2 separate regions of the Homo sapiens genome follow, and region 1 is linked to region 2. The links are chromatin loops, found by intact Hi-C in ENCODE. Cell type or tissue: lower leg skin. All regions are shown on one strand. Each heading gives the region's core, and the rest is flanking DNA. Links, peaks and the distances in the headings are about the cores only. Region 1 has its middle 260 kb from the start of LINC01615. Region 2 holds the start of LOC105378146 (a long non-coding RNA gene).

Region 1 (8,340 bases), core at 81-8,080, 66 kb after region 2:
TGTCAGAAGGAGCACCTCGTAGGCTGTAACCCTCTGTAAGAAATAAAGTTGGCTTTCAAAATTTATAGACCTTATCATTTTTAAGTTGAAAGGCATGTGGCACAAGCACGGTTGGGGGAACTCATATGAGACAAAATTCTGAGATGCAGCAAGAGTGTCCCCAGATGTAGAAGTGTCCCCACTACTCTGACATAGTTCTGTTTCATGTGATTGTAGTGACTTTGAAACGTCTTGACATAGCCAGGCAGAATGACATTCCTCTGAAGCCACCTTTCGTATGTGTCTTTTTAAGGTAGACCACAAGAAAATGTTTGTTTGAGACTTGGAAGATGGAGAGGAAGCAGCAGCCATTTAGTAGCTCACACCCTTGCAGCTGATCCGCTGACTCACTGCATCGGTGTGAAGCAGCAGCTGGTTCTGCAACAGCTTTTTTTTTTTTTTTTTTTTTTTAAACTGGATTCTCTCTCAGCTCTTCTGACTTCAGGCTAGATATGTGTGTGTAATGCGCTAGCAAAAGGGCAGCTTCTGCAGGAAGCTCACACCAAAGTCAGAGGCAACAGGAATGGACATGGGTTTCAGCCCATCCCAATGGGATTCCAGTCAGGCTTGTGATTGTTCCTTCCTGAATGCCTGGCTTCTAAACTTCAGGACCCGGTGTCAGGTTCAGCCTGATAACAGCAGCCTGACACAGGCTGCTTTAGGAGTTCCCACAGTTGTGTAATCCAAGTCCCTATAGCCAATCCCTATATATGAATATGTACGTATATAAGTATATACACAGGGACAAACACACACACACACACACTGAGTACGTACTGATGTGGTTTTCTGCATTCATGTTTTTAAATGCCTGGTGTTCTAACAGAATGCTCATGAGTGTGCACTCGTCCTGGCTCCTATATTAACTGACTGTGTGTCTTTGGCCAAGTGACTTATCTTCTCTGAGTCTCAGTTTTCTCACCTGTAAAGCAGGAATAATATTTTCTCCCATAGAGGTAATCATGAGATAATATATGTAAAGTTCTTAATTTAGCAATGGACTTACAGTACCCAATTTGGTAGATACTGTTTTCTTCAGTATCTTTATCTTCTCCATTAGACACCAGAAAAGTATGACCTCAGAAAAAGTGCATGATGATGACACTTTAGAAAGCAGAAAATAAAATCCAAGACAGAGAGGAAAAAAGGGTAGCCCAGAGTCTGAGGCATGATTGTGGTCAGGGTCCCTCAGCCTTGGGAGGGGAGAAGCAGCAGAGTCAAGGCTGGGTGTAGGCAGCAGGGGAGGCACACAGGAGGAAAGGAGGGGAACCTAGGCGAGGCCGGGTAAAGCAACGGAAAGAAATGTGAGGTGATCACACGTCTGCCTTAGGCTAGCCCAGAATACAGAAGCTAGCATGAGGCTGACCTCATTATCAGATGGTATTACTGATCACTGTCCATTACCTTCATTTCTTAACGAATAAAAATTTTCTTAACAAAAGTTTAAATACTTAGTGTTCATTCATAATGTGTAGTTGTATTATGAGCCCAAATTGTTTATGATAATTTTTACAAAGATTCACATTTGTCCTCATTTAGAATTCATACAGAGCTTCCTGATGTGCAGAGCTCACACCCCACTTAGGCCTTGTTTGTTAACTGAATAATAGTCATTTTCTGTTGCACAACAGTTAACCGCTAAGAAAAGGCATGGTCAGGCTAATTCTTTGACTGTAGCTCTCTATTCATTTTATGGTCACAACCATATTCCATGATCATCTGTTAGATTCAAAACATGAGGAACTCAAGGACCCAGTGAAAATTACCTTCACATCCCCGGCCATAACCCAGTATGACAGGACATGTGTTTAACTGAATTATAAACCATCAAAATGAAACAGCCGAAAAGTCAAGCTATTAAGAATGGGGCATTTTCCCCCGAGAGGAATGGCTCCATTTAGAGTTCATTTTGTTAGTTTATTTAGAAAATACAAAAGTGCTTACCTGTGTATACTGCCGCTTGCTGAGGAAGGTTCCAGTCTGAGGACCTTTAATACCTTCTAATGGAAGCGAGTTATTTCACAGAGGAACTCAACTTTCCCTGCAACATGCAGTTCCTCCCAGTGAGTGAGGGCATTGTAGGCCCCGGGTGCAGGAGGTGACGCTGGCCCTGCTCCCTTACCACGGCCCCTGGTTAGCTCCTGTTCTGTCTTTAGTCTCCTCTCTGTGCCTGCCCCCACCCCACTTCTCGTCCCATTCACTTATCCCCCCCGGCGCATTTCAGATGTGTGCTCGGAGATGCATATTTACAGGTGGGGTATGCAGTGCTGTTTATTGTGAGTGTGTTTATTGATTTATGTAAACAACTTTTTGCTATGAGGTATATCCTACTTTTTATTTTCTCACTCAAAGCTACACTTCTGAGATGTGCCACGTCACTGCTGGGATTTGTCTCTTAGCTGTGTAGCATTTCCCAGCAATGGCCGTGCCTGTGACATTGCCATCTGCGTGACAGTGAAGACATGGCAGGCTCCACTCCCTGCACTACAGATGCACGATGTTGGCATTGTCACTGAGCTCCCAGCATGGGGGTGCAACAGTGTCGCAGCGTGGGGCAGCGGAGTCAGTGTGACAGTTCATGATTCAATTAAGCACATTTGTTGTCATAATCTGCGATGGCTGTGGATGTGGAGATTATTTTAAATGGGTCCTCAAGGCTCTCATAATATTTTGAATCTAATAAATGATAATGAAATAAAATAAGAATGTGCCCATAAAATAAACTGAGAGCTATTGCCAAGGGATTAACCTAACAAATCGACTGCTTTATTTACGTGCTTAATTCTACTTAGCACTGGTGCATTTCTTTCCACAATGACTCCGCTAATGACAGGACCGCCAAGGGCACCTGAAGTCCTACCTTGTTGCATTAAATCATTATTCAGTCACCCCTTCATACCTTTCATTGACCTGAATAGCAGCTGAGCTCCTACTACAGGCGTAGTATTGTTTTAGACAGGAAGAACCAGGGACTAGTGAGATGAACAGGACCTTGTAAGTATAAAGTGTACATCCTCGTGGGGAGACAGATAATTCACCTAGACAAATAGTCAAGGTGATTTCAGATAGTGGTGATACACTATGAATAACCAAAATGGGAGAAAGATTAGAGAACACCTTAATATTTGTTGAAAATAATGTGGGGGCTGCAATGATTTTGCTGATTAATTCATTCCAGGAGCAGGTGCTGGCCCCTACCGGACATCAGCCCTCAAGTGCCCTGGGGGTTTCCGTGGCGTGTGGAAGTTAGGTGCCCCTGTCCTCAATGGGGGTAGGAAGGTTCTACTTTTAACTCCATTGAAAGATGCAAAGGAAAATGAAAGGCTGGCCCACGTAGAGGGTCCTCAGAATACCCCTCCTGCCATCCACATTGTGGAAGGAGGGAGCACTGGGGCCCTGGGATGCTCCATGCAGCTCCCATGGGTCTTTGGTGAGTCCTCCCTGGGCCCGTTCTCTCCCCACTGCTATGCAAAGGCCTGGTGAGCAAGAACCCTGGATGATACCTCCCCAGTGCCTCCATTTCCTCAATGCTCACGTCTGGCTTCCTGCCCTCGGAGATGGGGACTGGTAGGGCCTATGGCTCCTCACTTAGAGCATGTAGGCACAGAGCCAGGTCCCTGAATAAACCAATTCCCTGGACTTCTGCATTCCCAAAAGGCCAAGTGCACCAGGCCCCCCTGAGCACACCTGAGCCTCCAGGCTCTCCGTGGGTAGTCCCCTCCCCGCCTCCTCACCCTGCATCACCAAGCATGAGGCTCACCACAGGGTGGGAATGCAGTGAATACCACTGGATAGAGGTACTGAAGGATCTTATCACTTTCAATCATCACAGGTGAGGTTTAGTGCTGGGAATCCTGAGTTCTACAAAAGGCTTAAAACATCAAGAGAAAAAGAAAGAATGACACCCTCAAAAAACATGAGCCCAGGTATTATTAGCGTCTAGCCTCCAACAAGACAGCAAACTAACACAGGTTACAGGGAAGTTCCTCCAAGTTCAGTCCTGGAGACGTCAGATCGCTGAGAAGGAGGTTGATTGGTAAGGAACAAATGTCAAAACTATTAGAAACGGTTAGGGAGATTGAAGGTGGCTGAATCCTAGAACGTAAAAAATAAATTGGATTCCACCACATGACACCTGGTGAATGCCAGATCCATGAAAGCCCTAAATGTGAAAGGTAAAAATGTTAAAGATGGTATAAGAAGACGTGTAAGGATATCTGTAAGTTTGGGATAAAAAGACTTTTTAAATAATATGCCAAAGAACAAAAGTTAACATAATTGATACATCAGAATTAAGGATTTCTTTTAAATGAAGGACAGAGTTAAGAAAATTAAGAGAAGTAGTGCAACAGGAGACTGTTCTCCAATGTATAAAATCCACGAGGGGTTCACAGACGGAGCAGATCAGCGCTTAACAGAGAGTGAAACTGACCGGCCAGCAAGGTCCAGTCGCAGTAGGAGCTCCAGAAAAAGGAGGTTCCCGTCTTCCCTCTTGTTCTTCCCAAGGGCCAAAGTGCCTCAAGCATGACATTTTTCCAGGACAAAGATGAGCTGTTTCAGGAAGGAGGGCAAGGAGCATTGCAGTGCAGCCCAGCTTGGATCCAGGGAAAATTCAAAGATAGAAGATTAAAGTCCGCAGTCTCGCCCCCAACGAGGCATGGAGACCAGTGAGCCGGGAGCTCAGGGCAGGTGGTTCTGTCTGCCCCCGGCGCTGCCCTGGCGTAGACACTCAGGTCAAAGCACCCACCTTTAGGGCCAAGTCTTACTGGAGAGAGGCTACTCATGTGGAAGGGTGAGAAGGTGAAACTGTGATAGTTTATTAAACAATTTCAGAGTGGGGTTGGAATTTCAGAAAATCCTTTGAAGAAGAGGAAGGAATGGCTCCAGCTGTGAGGAAGCGCATGTTCCCAGCCTGAAGAAGAGCGTCCAAGTGGTGAGTGGGCCAAGGAGAGGCCGCGGTGTCGCGTCGCGCGAGCTTGCGGGGGCAGAGTTTACTTCTTCCTTTGCCAGTTCGAGGATTCACCACGTTTGTCCTTTGAAGATCGTTTGTGATTCATTCCGTGTGACCACTCTCACCTGCTGGTATTGTTTAGTTACAAATCCAGACAGAGTCAAGACGCTTGACGAACTGAAAACACGATGCAAATCCCGTCATTTCCAGACTGTTTTTCCAATGTGCAATTATGCGACTGGAGTCAGACAAAAACAACCTAGGAGCCAAGTACTGTTTCTCTCTGTGTCTCATCTCGGGCCTCCCAAGTCCTGGAGCCGCTTTTTCTCTCCTACTAAATGTTTAATTCTGATACCCTTCAAAACTCAGTCATGTAGTATCGCCCTAGGTCAGCGTTTCTTAACGGTGATCCACTAACCAGGATCACCTGGGGTTCCGGCTTAAAATAAGGACTTCCAGGCCCTACTTGGTAGCTGGTATATGAATTTCTAGTATTGCCAAGAACAAATTACACAACTTTATTGGCTTAAACAACACAAATCCATTGCCTCGCCGTTCTGGAGGGGGAAAGCCAGGGACGGAGGTGCCAGCCAGCAGGGCCGCACTCCCCCCAGGGTGGGGAGAGAGTCTATTCCTTCCTCTTCTCACCCCTGCTTCCCTCTTCTCACTCCTGCGGCTGCCAGCATGGCTGCACTCCCCCTGGGGTCAGGAGGGAGCCCCTTCCCTCCTCTTCTCACCCCTGCTTCCCTCCTCTTCTCACCCTTGCGGCTGCCAGCAGGGCCGCACTCCCCTGGGGTCAGGAGAGAGCCCCTTCCCTCCTCTTCTCACTCCTGCTTCCCTCTTCTCACCCCTACTTCCCTCCTCTTCTCACCCCTGCTTCCCTCCTCTTCTCGCCCCTGCTTCCCTCCTCTTCTCACCCCTGCAGCAGCCAGCGTTCTCGCACTGGTTTTTCTCAGCACATGGCCTTTGTCCTCATATTCCCTCCGCTTCTCTGGGTGTCTAAATCCCTGCCTCTCTTTTATAAGGACACTGCTTATAAAAGGACCCAGGATGACCTCATCTCAAGATCCTAAACTTAATCCCATCTTTCCAAACAAACTCACATTCCCAGGTTCCAAGGATGCCGGCCTGCACGTTATCTCTGGGGTCACTACTTAGCCAATTATACCTGGTGAACTGCAGATTGAAGTAAGGGAAAAGAAATCACCAGAAATATGCATTAAATTGAGAAGATCACTACCAGGGTAATTTTATGGACTCCCACGGCTTTAAATCTCATCTGTGTGCTGATTCCAAAAGTTCTCCCTCCAGCCCAGAACATACATTAGAATTCCCAAATCATATATATTCAATCACCTATTTGTCATTTCCAACTAAAATATCTTACCAGCATTTGAAACTCAATACACAAAAAGTGTACATCTTCAGGTTGTTTTTCAGAAACCACTTTCTCTAAGAGTTCTAATTTCAATTCACCATCCTGCAGCAAGTCACATGAGCTGGAAATCCTCATGGCGTCCTCTGCATTCTGCTCTCCTCCAACCCACCATCAGATCACCAATGTTTCCTCCAGGACACCCAGCTGGCAATGAGGAACAGAAGATGACTCTGAAGCCGAGCACCTGTCTCCCTAACCTCTCTATCTGTTCCTTCTATGCTGGCTCAGAAGTGTGTTGCCTTCTACCTGATCTTCACATTCAGATGTTTTTAAGGATTCAGCAAGGCACGCCTTCCCAGAGCATGTTTTGTTTGTTTGTTTGTTTGCTATTTTGAGACGGAGTCTCGCTCTGTCACCAGGCTGGAGTGCAGTGGCGTGATCTTGGCTTACTGCAACCTCCACCTCCCGGGTTCAAGCGATTCTCCTGCCTCAGTCTCCCAAGTAGCTGGGACTACAGGTGCGTGACACCATGCCCAGCTAATTTTTTTTTTCAGTAGAGACAGGGTTTCACCATATTGGTCAGTCTGGTCTTGAACTCCTGACCTTGTGATCTGCCTGCCTCGGCCTCCCAAAGTGCTGGGATTACAGGTGTGAGCCACCGCGCCTGGCCCCCAGAGCGTATTTCTTATGACACAACCCACTGAGCCTGACTGGGTTCTTGAACAGCCAGGAACTTCCATATCTCCACTGCCCTAACCCGAGTCCAAGTCACAAAAACCTGCCGCCCACACAGCCTTAGCTTCTCCCAATGAGCCCCCTGGATTCTTCTTTTGCCCTCTCTTCCCCTCTTTAATCCGCTGGTAATTCAGGTCACAGTTATCTTTTTACCTATGAATTATGTCAGCCACTCCTGACTATGCTGTTTCAACGTCTCCCCATTGCAATGTATAAAACCCAGGCTCGTGGCTTAACTTGGTCTGCAGTACTCTACATGGCACCCTTTCCTGCTTTCACTCCTACCCCTTCCATATCACTGTCGCCTGATTACTAAAATCCATCCACACTGGCTTCGTTCAGTTATTTTGACATGCTGAAAAATTCTTTCTTATCCTAGGGAATTTGGCACAAGGTTCCTTATACCTGGAATGTTCTGGAATGTTTACTTCTTAATTCTTCAGTTCCTTAGTGAACAATTTCTTCTCATCCTTTAAATATTAGCTTAAATATTACTTGCACAGCCAGACATTCTACAAACACACTCTCTAATGAGTTTCTCTATTATTAGGGCAATTGTATCACAGTTTCTTTACTTCATGACGTACAAGTTCTTGTAATTATGAATATACTTGTTTACATGGTTATTATCCAAGCAGTTAATAAATCATTTTGAAGGAATGACTGAGTAAGTGGTACATTTGCCACTATGAGCTAAGCTTAGTCTTCATGACAAAACATAAGAGTTGGTGAATAGCCTGTGGGACTAGAAAATGTGAAAGTGTTTCTTGTAACCAAGTAGCCAGTGTTTGTAGAGAACATGTGAGAAACTTCCCTCTCTATAGATGGGCACAAATGTATTTCAGTTTTAATAGATGTTTAAATATATTAATTGTGTTAAGTCACAAATTGATTATGAAAAGCCTTAATATGAACATTAATACTGATCAAGCCAAAAATTAACCTAAGGAATGAGTAGAGATGATTGGATCAGAAGAGCCTGTCATACGAACAGAGATCACATGATGTCTAAGAAAGAAGAGAGAGGATCTTTTTATTGAAGATACATTGAAAGGGTTTTTGTTTATAATGATGGCTGAAAGGCTCCCATCAGAGCCTATTCACCTTGTTTGAGATAACAGCTATGAGTTTTCTTTTGTAGTTGTTCTTTTGTAGAACTACTACCGTACTCCTAACACACATACACACACACACACAGAGAGAGAGAGAGAGAGAGAGAGAGAGAGAGAGAGAGAGA
Region 2 (8,340 bases), core at 220-8,219:
ATTTAGCTGAGTGGATTTCTAAGAAAAGGATTGAAGGAGTGGCTTAGTTCCTCCTGACTGATTACAGTAAAATGCAAGAAGACAGAAATAAAGATTGAATTGTTAACCAAAAGGAACCAGATTTTGAAGATTTGGAAATTCTAAACCTGTACATATTACAAAAATAAAAAAGCATGTCAGGAAGAGAGCACTCGAGGTGGGGCAAGCTGAGTATTTGACACGAGATTAGTGTGGATATGAGCCCTGGACCTAGTCAACCACACTACCAGGACAATTGCCAGTTTTTAGCTGAAGGGGACAGAAATGGAACAGAATGCAGGAAGACTGCTGAACTTGCAATCACAGAATAGGGCTATAGAGCGGTTTAGCTGCCAATGTGCACTGTACGTCAAGCAAAGGAAAGAATGACCCAAATAGTAATTCAGAGATGACCAGGGCTGCCTCTTCAGTTTTAAAAGAGGGGGGATATTACCTGGGTCTTAAGAAACAAAATAGCCTACACCCAATGCTGTGGAGATTAGGTCACCTGCAGCCTAGGGTCAGGGCCACCACACATCGGAGTCCTGGGGGCATGGCCCCTGCCCAGCAGAGCTGTGCAGACAAGTGTGCTGCCCCAGTGGACCAAAAGTTGGGCCTCTACTTCACCAGGTCCTGCTTGGTACCCATCACTCCATTTTTGTCTCCTGTTTGTCCCTTTTGGAAGGGCAGTATCCATGCTATGTCTGTTCCACCATTGTGTTTTGTAAGCACGTAGCTTATTTGGTTTCACATGTTCATAGTTGGAAAGAAATTTCGCCTAGGATAAATTCTACCTCATGTCTCACCTAAATCTGACTTAGAGGTTATGTAGTTGAAGCTTTGGACTTTGGAATTTAGAGTTTCTGATACAACAAGTTCAGATTTTTAAAGCAGTTGAGATGAAATGAATATATTTTGCATGTGAGAAGATGTAAAATTTGGAGGGACAGGGAGAAATGCTATAAACTGAAGGACTGTGTCGCCCTAGAATACAGATGTTGAAGCTCTAATCCCCAATGTACTGGCATTTGGAAATGCAGCCTTTAGGAGGTAATTAGGTTTAGATGAGGGCATAAGACTGGAGCCAAGCCCCCATGATGGGATCAGTGCATTTGGAAGGCAATGAAGAGATCAGAGCTCTCTCTCTTTCTCTCTACTGTGTAAGGTTACAGAAAAAGGCACCCCTTTGCAAGCCAGAAAGAAGGCCCTCGACAGAACCTGACCATACTGGTGCCCTAATCTTGGATTTCTGGCCTCTAGAATTGTGGAAAATAAATTCATGTTTTTGTTATAGCAGCCCAAACTGGCAAAGATTGTGCATGCGTGTGTGTGTGTGTGTGTGTGTGTGTGTGTGTGTGTGTGTGTTGGGTATGTCTCCCTAACCCAATCTAGTCTCTCTCAATTTGTGTTTATATAGATACATCTCCATGATCTGTCGAAATCACAAGGGCTGACCCAGTTAATGGCACTAAAGGCTCTTCATGACCTGGTTCCTCCCAAACCCTTGAATGCCAGCTGCACCACTTATTGCCGTGCTGGGCTCCACTGATCCAATCTGCTGTTGACCTTAACATCCGATGCTCGGTGCTTTCATCACTCTGTCTCCACTGTCTGTAATATATCACCTCTTTCAAAACCTTGATAACTTCCTGTCACACTCTATTTTCCTATAACGCATGCTCATTACAGACTCATCAGTGAAGGTATATTACAGCCCATGATAACTTCCTATCACACTCTATTTTTCTATAACGCATGCTCATTACAGACTCATGGGTGGAGGTGTATTATAGCCCACCTGAGCAGGTCATTAAAGCCGCATATTTAAACAGTGAACAGCAGACCTCTTTGCTCCTAGAAGTAAACTTTTCATATTTCCCTTTTCAACTTGGAATATATATGATAATCAGGTACAGGGATTCTTTGCCTTTTAGCTTCCTCCAATATCCTTTCCCTCTATCTTTAAAATTTCTATTTTTCTCTTACGCAGTGCATTTTAACTATCTCTTAATCTAATACAGGTTCCAAATGATACTTAGGAAGCCTCATAGTCATAACAAAATGCATCAGTGATAGAATGATTTTTAAAATATCAGTTATTTTCTTAGATATATTCACAAGTCACTTCCCTTTTTTTTTAAGACATGGGAAAATATACTATTTTATCTCCCAGGATGATAGAATTTACTAAACTACCTAGTGACGATTACAGATAAAGCTAACTGATCACATAATTCTTATTTCAAAGATTCGTGTAAGAAAGGCCTTATCAAACCAGCGAATTAAAAAGTGTGCAGTATTACTTCAGAAATGGTAACCTTGACATGAAAACTGGATGTGTTCATAGATCATACATTTTACAAAAATAAAACAAAAAAATTAAATGACATCAAAAAACAAAACATTTAAAAACAGAAAGAAAGCCAAAGGGGCCCAAGGAAGAAACAAAAACAAAACAGGACTCAGTGGAAGATACTCAATAGAAGATAACAGTCTCATCTTTTATTCTCATTTTTGGAAGAAACTTTGGGAGGTGGGTTTGATTTCTCTCTTTGCCACTTGAGCCACTTGCAGAGCCATTAAAACTATGGTCTAGTCTAAGGATAATCAGTTCTCAATGAACTTTTGCAAATATTTTATATGTAAAGCATATAGTCATTTTTTCAGGGTTGAAGTTTGGGAATATTTCTGAGTATGTCTGCATAGAATATTTGTTTTTAATTTTAATGATAATTACAATAAACTAACCAAAAAGGATTATTTCTATTTAATTTAAAGTTGTGTGTATAGAAGTGTGTCCATGTGTGTGAAGAGAGAAAGAGATACCATTAAGATGTTTTAAAAACTACACAGCAGTCTGTGAGCTTCTATCAGTCTTGTGCAGCACTTAGCTTCTTCAAAAATGCCAAAGATGAGGTAGAAAATCCACCCCTATGTCCATTCCATTCTAAGCATAATAGGTATTCTAAACTTCTGCCATCATTCTTTAAGGCAACATTCAGTGGGAATACCTGTATGTTGTCATTCTTTAAGCATTTGGTAGCACATTAGTTATGCTAGCTTGTAAGTTATAGTAACTTTCGTCATTTTAGTTCTAATCAAGTAAAAAGGTCAGTAAGTATTTAAAAATAACTTTTCAAATAGAGATAATTACCCCATCGTAAGCGTCCATATTTAGAGAAACAACCTCAATTCCACAATATGTGAGGAAAGCCTACTATGAATGAAGCCCCAGGCATTTTTAATACAAAAATGATTTGACAATACAAAAACATATTGCTCTGGACTAAAGGACTATATTTTGTGTCACTGAGTAGTTTCCTCGCCAACCATCAAACTTCAACTTAATTTATGTAGTAATAATATCTACATAATATCAGTATTTACATAAACTTTTAATCATTTGTATGAAGATACATACATGACCAGGCATGATTCACAGACACGCATGTGCCGATGCATGAGTCACCAACACGCGTGTGCCGATGCCTGAGTCACCAACACATGTGTGCTGATCTATCTGCATTCTGTCACCCAGTGTCTCCTCAGTGAAGTCAGCCAAGTGAGTAGAAAGGGGAATGTCACGTGTGACTGGAGAACAGGGTGAAACTAATTGGTCCCACGTGATGAAACCGCAACCTCAGCTTTATCACCATGGTGACCTAACAAACGGAGTTACAGCCACAGCTGCTTTGGTAAATACTGACACACTCATGCTCATCGATAGTTATTTAGAGTCTATTTTAATAGAAAGCAACACTCTCTGTTATTACCTGCCAACCTCACAGAGTCTAAAGCTACTAACATTGTACAGACAATTCAAAACGTATTAAATTTTGCTCAGTATTCTGAGTAGTAAACATAAAACAAGATGAATAGAACCATCGCCTATATTCATAGTCAGTTTTATTATATACAATTTTTAATGTTAGTATATGCTCTTACGTTGTGCATTGATATTTGAAAACAATACATACTTGTAATGTTTGATTGTGGAAATAATAAAAAACATTAAAAGAAGAATGAATATACAATAACTATCCTTATCTATGAGAATATTCATGAATGGTGAAAAGAGAAAGGCATTGTTGAACTGATTTAGACAAGAGAAACACTTTGTAGATTATTAGAGAGCCTTGGAAGTTCCAGGGGACAAAACACGGGTCTCTCAATCATGGAAGCAGCAGAAGAGGCCTTTTAAAGAATATTAGACTCTCCAAGGTCAAGGTAAGTTCAGCCAGGCTATTAGCAATGGTGGACATGGTGGGATGGATTAGAATCTGGAAGATTACCAAATGAAACAATAATTTGTTTATGCTGAATATTATCCATGGCACAAAATCAACTTTATGGAAAAAGGAAAAAAGAAAAAGTCAGTGAAATAGAAACTGAAAAACAGAATTTGCACAGTCTTGCTTATTCTCATGGTGTGTGGAATTGAGGGCCTGATACAGCTGAACCTGGCCTCTTTCTGGATCAAACACTCTATGATGAAAATATAATAGACCGGTCCTTCCACTGGGGCCACAGTGGGGAAGTGGAAGGCTTGAGGCTGTCCTCAGTGCAAGCGAGCTCATTCTTATAAAAGTAACAGCATAGCACTGGTTCAACATGACTTTTGGTAAAACCTGATGATAACTTCCTCATTTTACTCCACAGACACAGAAAAGAGCTCACATTCTCTGGAAATCAGATAAACACAAAACAAAACATTAGAGTATTCCAATTCCCTTCTATATACAATGTTTTATACACCATTAAAAATTCAGAGGTGTGCAAAGTGACATGGGGCTCATGAACAAGAGGAAAAAAAAAGGACACTAACAGAATGTTCTTCTGGTTCCAGAATTCGAGCTAGCAAACAGAACTTTGAAGATAATTATTATAAAGATATTCAAGTATTTTTAGGGGGAAAAGGAAAGAACAAGTGAACAGATGAAGAATGAGAACAGAGAAAAGCAAGTTAGAAAAAGGAACCAAATGGAAATTCTAGATCACAAAGTTATAACATCTGAACTCCAAAAAATACATTGGATAGGCCGGACCACAGAATGGAGAATGCTGAAGAAAGATGATTAAATTTGAAAGTCTATCTGTAGAAACTATGTAAATTAAAGCTTAGAAAATAAAGATGAATAAAAACTGAGCTGTGTGCCAGTGTCAAGAGGCCCAACAGGCATGTAATCAGGTCGTCAGGAGAGAGTAGGGAAGAGAAAACCATCTGAAGAAAGAAAAGTGGAAATGTCACAAATCTGATGAAAAGCAACGGACAGGTACAAGACACTGAAGCCCCAAGGGGATAGATGCAAAAAAATCCACACCTATGCACATCATAAACTGTGAATACACTATCTTTCCTCCACTTTCTCCTCCACCTGGGTAAAAGTTATTCTAAATGTTGCATAAATCATTCCTGCTTTTTAAATAACTTTGCTGTATATATGATTTCTGGGTAATTCATTATTCAGTTGGTTTTTGACTAACAAATAAATGTAGATATACTATACACATTCTTCTGGAACTTGTTTTTTACTCATTTGGTTTTTGAGAAACATCTGAGATAAGTACACCTATAGTTCACTAACTTTCCTTCACATTTAATGTTCCATTTTATGACTGCCCCTTTTAACCATGTCATTTGTGATAGTTCCACATTTCTGCTCTTGCTGACATTGCTTTGCACATTTTTGTGTTTCTGGCAACAAGAACAATAATTCTTCTCAGGCAGCATTTTTCAAATTAAGAGTTTGATCCATTAGTGGATCATTAAATACATTTAATAGGTGGTGAAAATATTATTTAATTCAATAAATAAAATTCAGTGGAAGAGAAGGGAAGGGAAGACAGCAGAGAAAAGAGGAGAGGGGAGGAAAAAGAAAACAATAAAAATCAGATTGCATTGCACAAAGTAAGCAAAATTAATGTTTTGTGAAACTTTTATATAACTGTGTTTTGTCTTATGATATTAAATGTTTTCTGTTTTTTATCATTAAAAAAAGGTTGAAAGCTGTGAGTTGAATTTATATACTTTGGAGTGGGATTTCTAGCTTTCAGTAATGCCAATTTAGTTAAATAAACTAATTTGGTTAGATAATGCAAGTGACTTTGCTATGTAATGGTATCAATTTACACCCATAAGAGGTGTGTCTCAGAGCTTGCTTTGTCTAGGTTCTCAACAACTATCTTGTAGTTACAATAATAAAGCACTCTAATAATAACAATAACTATTTTTTACTAACTTCCAGAAATTTTCATGAGTGAGTTCACCTCTTTGGGTCTGTTTCTTCATCTGCAATAAGTAAAGTCTGCAATATGAGAATTTCTAAAGTCCCCGTGTAAAGTGTTTTGATTACAGAACACTTGTAAAAGAATCATATTGTCATTCTCAGGAAACAGCAGATGTGACTACTGGAGAGAAGGGCTATTGTGGTTTCATTGTTGTAACCATCACATAGTAGTCATTCAATTTGCCTGGATTAAATGAATGATTATGTGCTTTCCACTTGGTAAATATTTAACATATAAACATAGTCCTTTCCCTGGCAGTGGGAAAGGTGCCAGCTGAGCTTATCATTATCCTTGATCTGATTCAGTAACAAAGGTTTGTAAAACTTGCCAGTTATACATATGTTGGGTACTTACTGAATGCAGCATAATTCACTAAAATAAGCAACTAGTAGTTTCTTGTGACCATTGAACAATTCAAGTGACTTGAAAAATACCGATTTTCCACCAACTGCCAGATTGCTTAGGATTTCACCATGAAGATTTGGCTTGAATACAGATGAGTGGATAAATCTAGAAACACATTTATGAATGGAAAACAGAAGGATTATGATTGTGAAGCGAGGAGAAGGCTCATCACCTTGCTCCAGTGCCTGGCTAGGCTGTGTTACGCGTGCTGTCCACGATGCAACTGGAGCGGGCAGTGCCTCTCTCCCAAGCATCCTCACCCCCAGAGCTCTGTGTTCCGCAATGATGGGCCCTCTCTTTGTTCTCCACCTTCAAAGTGATTCACTCAGCTATATCCTAAAAGTACAAAGTCACCCAGCTCTGTCTAAAAATGCTTGAGGCTTGAACCGCCTGTTGGAATGCTCACTTTATTTGTGAGAGATCACGTTTATTGAGCATTCTCCTGTGCCATTATAAACCAACCAAGGAATCAAGAAACCATCCGTGAGTGAGGGTCAGAGCCTTGTCAGGAGCCGTTTCTGGAAGATGTGAGGGTGGCAACGTTGCATTTGCCAATGATAGTTTCTGTTCAGATGGCAACTTTGCCTCAGTATAATCCCAAATGACATGTCCAATTTCCCTTTCTCAACTCTTGAGTTTTTCCAGGGAGAAAATGTGGTTTTGCCCTTCTTTTAGAAAATTGATGTTTCTGTGCTTTTGCTTTGCTAGTGCATCTGAAAACATATGGACACTTCTGGCTAAAAAAAGAAAAGAAAGTCTTTTCTGATTCATTTGGCTGAAACATGAATTTTCCAAATTCAGTAAAAAACCCTTTTATGAGACACTTTCATCTACCATAGATTCCATTAGACCACGGAGCAGATCTTCTCCCGGGACACACAGTCATGCTGTCATCACAATTCCCAGTGTTCCGGAATGCTAGACACTTCCTGACCTTTACGTCTGATACATTCTTTGAGAGAACTTCTCCACCGACCCCGTCACCTGGATTGGATCACCGACCTCTCCCAAGAGGGGCCTGGCTTCCTCCTCGCTGGGGAAACGGTAGGGAGCTCCCCTAGGTAAAGCCTCTAGGGAGAGTGGCCAGGAGCCGGGTCAGGAAAGGCTCTGGTGCCCAAAGGGCTGCCCGCAGAGGCTGAGGTCCCTGCAAGTGCACAGGGAGGAGAGGTGAGATCAGATTCCAGCCGAGTCAGGCTTCCATGTCAGACTGCGTGTGTTTATGCAGAGGTGCAACTCAGGAATTACTGAGGAGAAAGTACAGGGCCAATTTAACCTCCTCTGAGAGACCTCTAACCCTGCTCATCACCACTCCTCGCTAAAAAGGGCCCTCTCCAGGGAAGAACCCAGAGGGAGAGCGGGAATTCTCCTCCCCTTGGAGGAAGAGTGCTTCCTCTACCCTTAATGTATCAACTGACAACAATTCAAACAGAAGGAAACTAGGATGTGACAAATAAAGGAAGCCTTTTCATGCTCTATGTCCACTGGCGTCGGGCAAGCCCCGGTGGAAGTCCAAGGAAAAGAGTCTAAGACCCAAACAGATGGTTTGCGCCAAAGTTCTGAAGTGTATCAGACGTGAATAAAGGTATGTTAATTCTAAAAGGAACTAAAATAGAAACATGATGTGGTTTA

What was found. Peaks named below come from ENCODE experiments on the same cell type or tissue, not always from the same donor. Only the 100,000 strongest peaks of a DNase experiment are listed, where the experiment ranks them.
Region 1: a loop joins it to region 2, with 19 times the contacts of the local background. A loop is called at or near these places in 17 of 110 quality-filtered maps.

The regions. Positions count from the first base shown.
Region 1 is chr6:168,897,986-168,906,325 of GRCh38, reverse strand. No RefSeq gene overlaps it. Among named protein-coding and RNA genes, the nearest start is that of LINC01615, 260 kb to the left of the region's middle. In lower leg skin, for the core only: no CTCF peak of the experiment used is centred there; DNase peaks (open chromatin) are centred at 2,535 and 5,055.
Region 2 is chr6:168,963,673-168,972,012 of GRCh38, reverse strand. LOC105378146 (a long non-coding RNA gene) reads left to right here and starts at 7,631. Exons shown (of 4, transcript NR_136250.1): 1 at 7,631-7,755. It overlaps LOC105378145 (a long non-coding RNA gene), which reads right to left and starts at 7,637. Exons shown (of 4, transcript XR_943300.3): 1 at 7,546-7,637; 2 at 6,661-6,816. RefSeq lists an enhancer at 8,249-8,340. In lower leg skin, for the core only: no CTCF peak of the experiment used is centred there; a DNase peak (open chromatin) is centred at 3,552.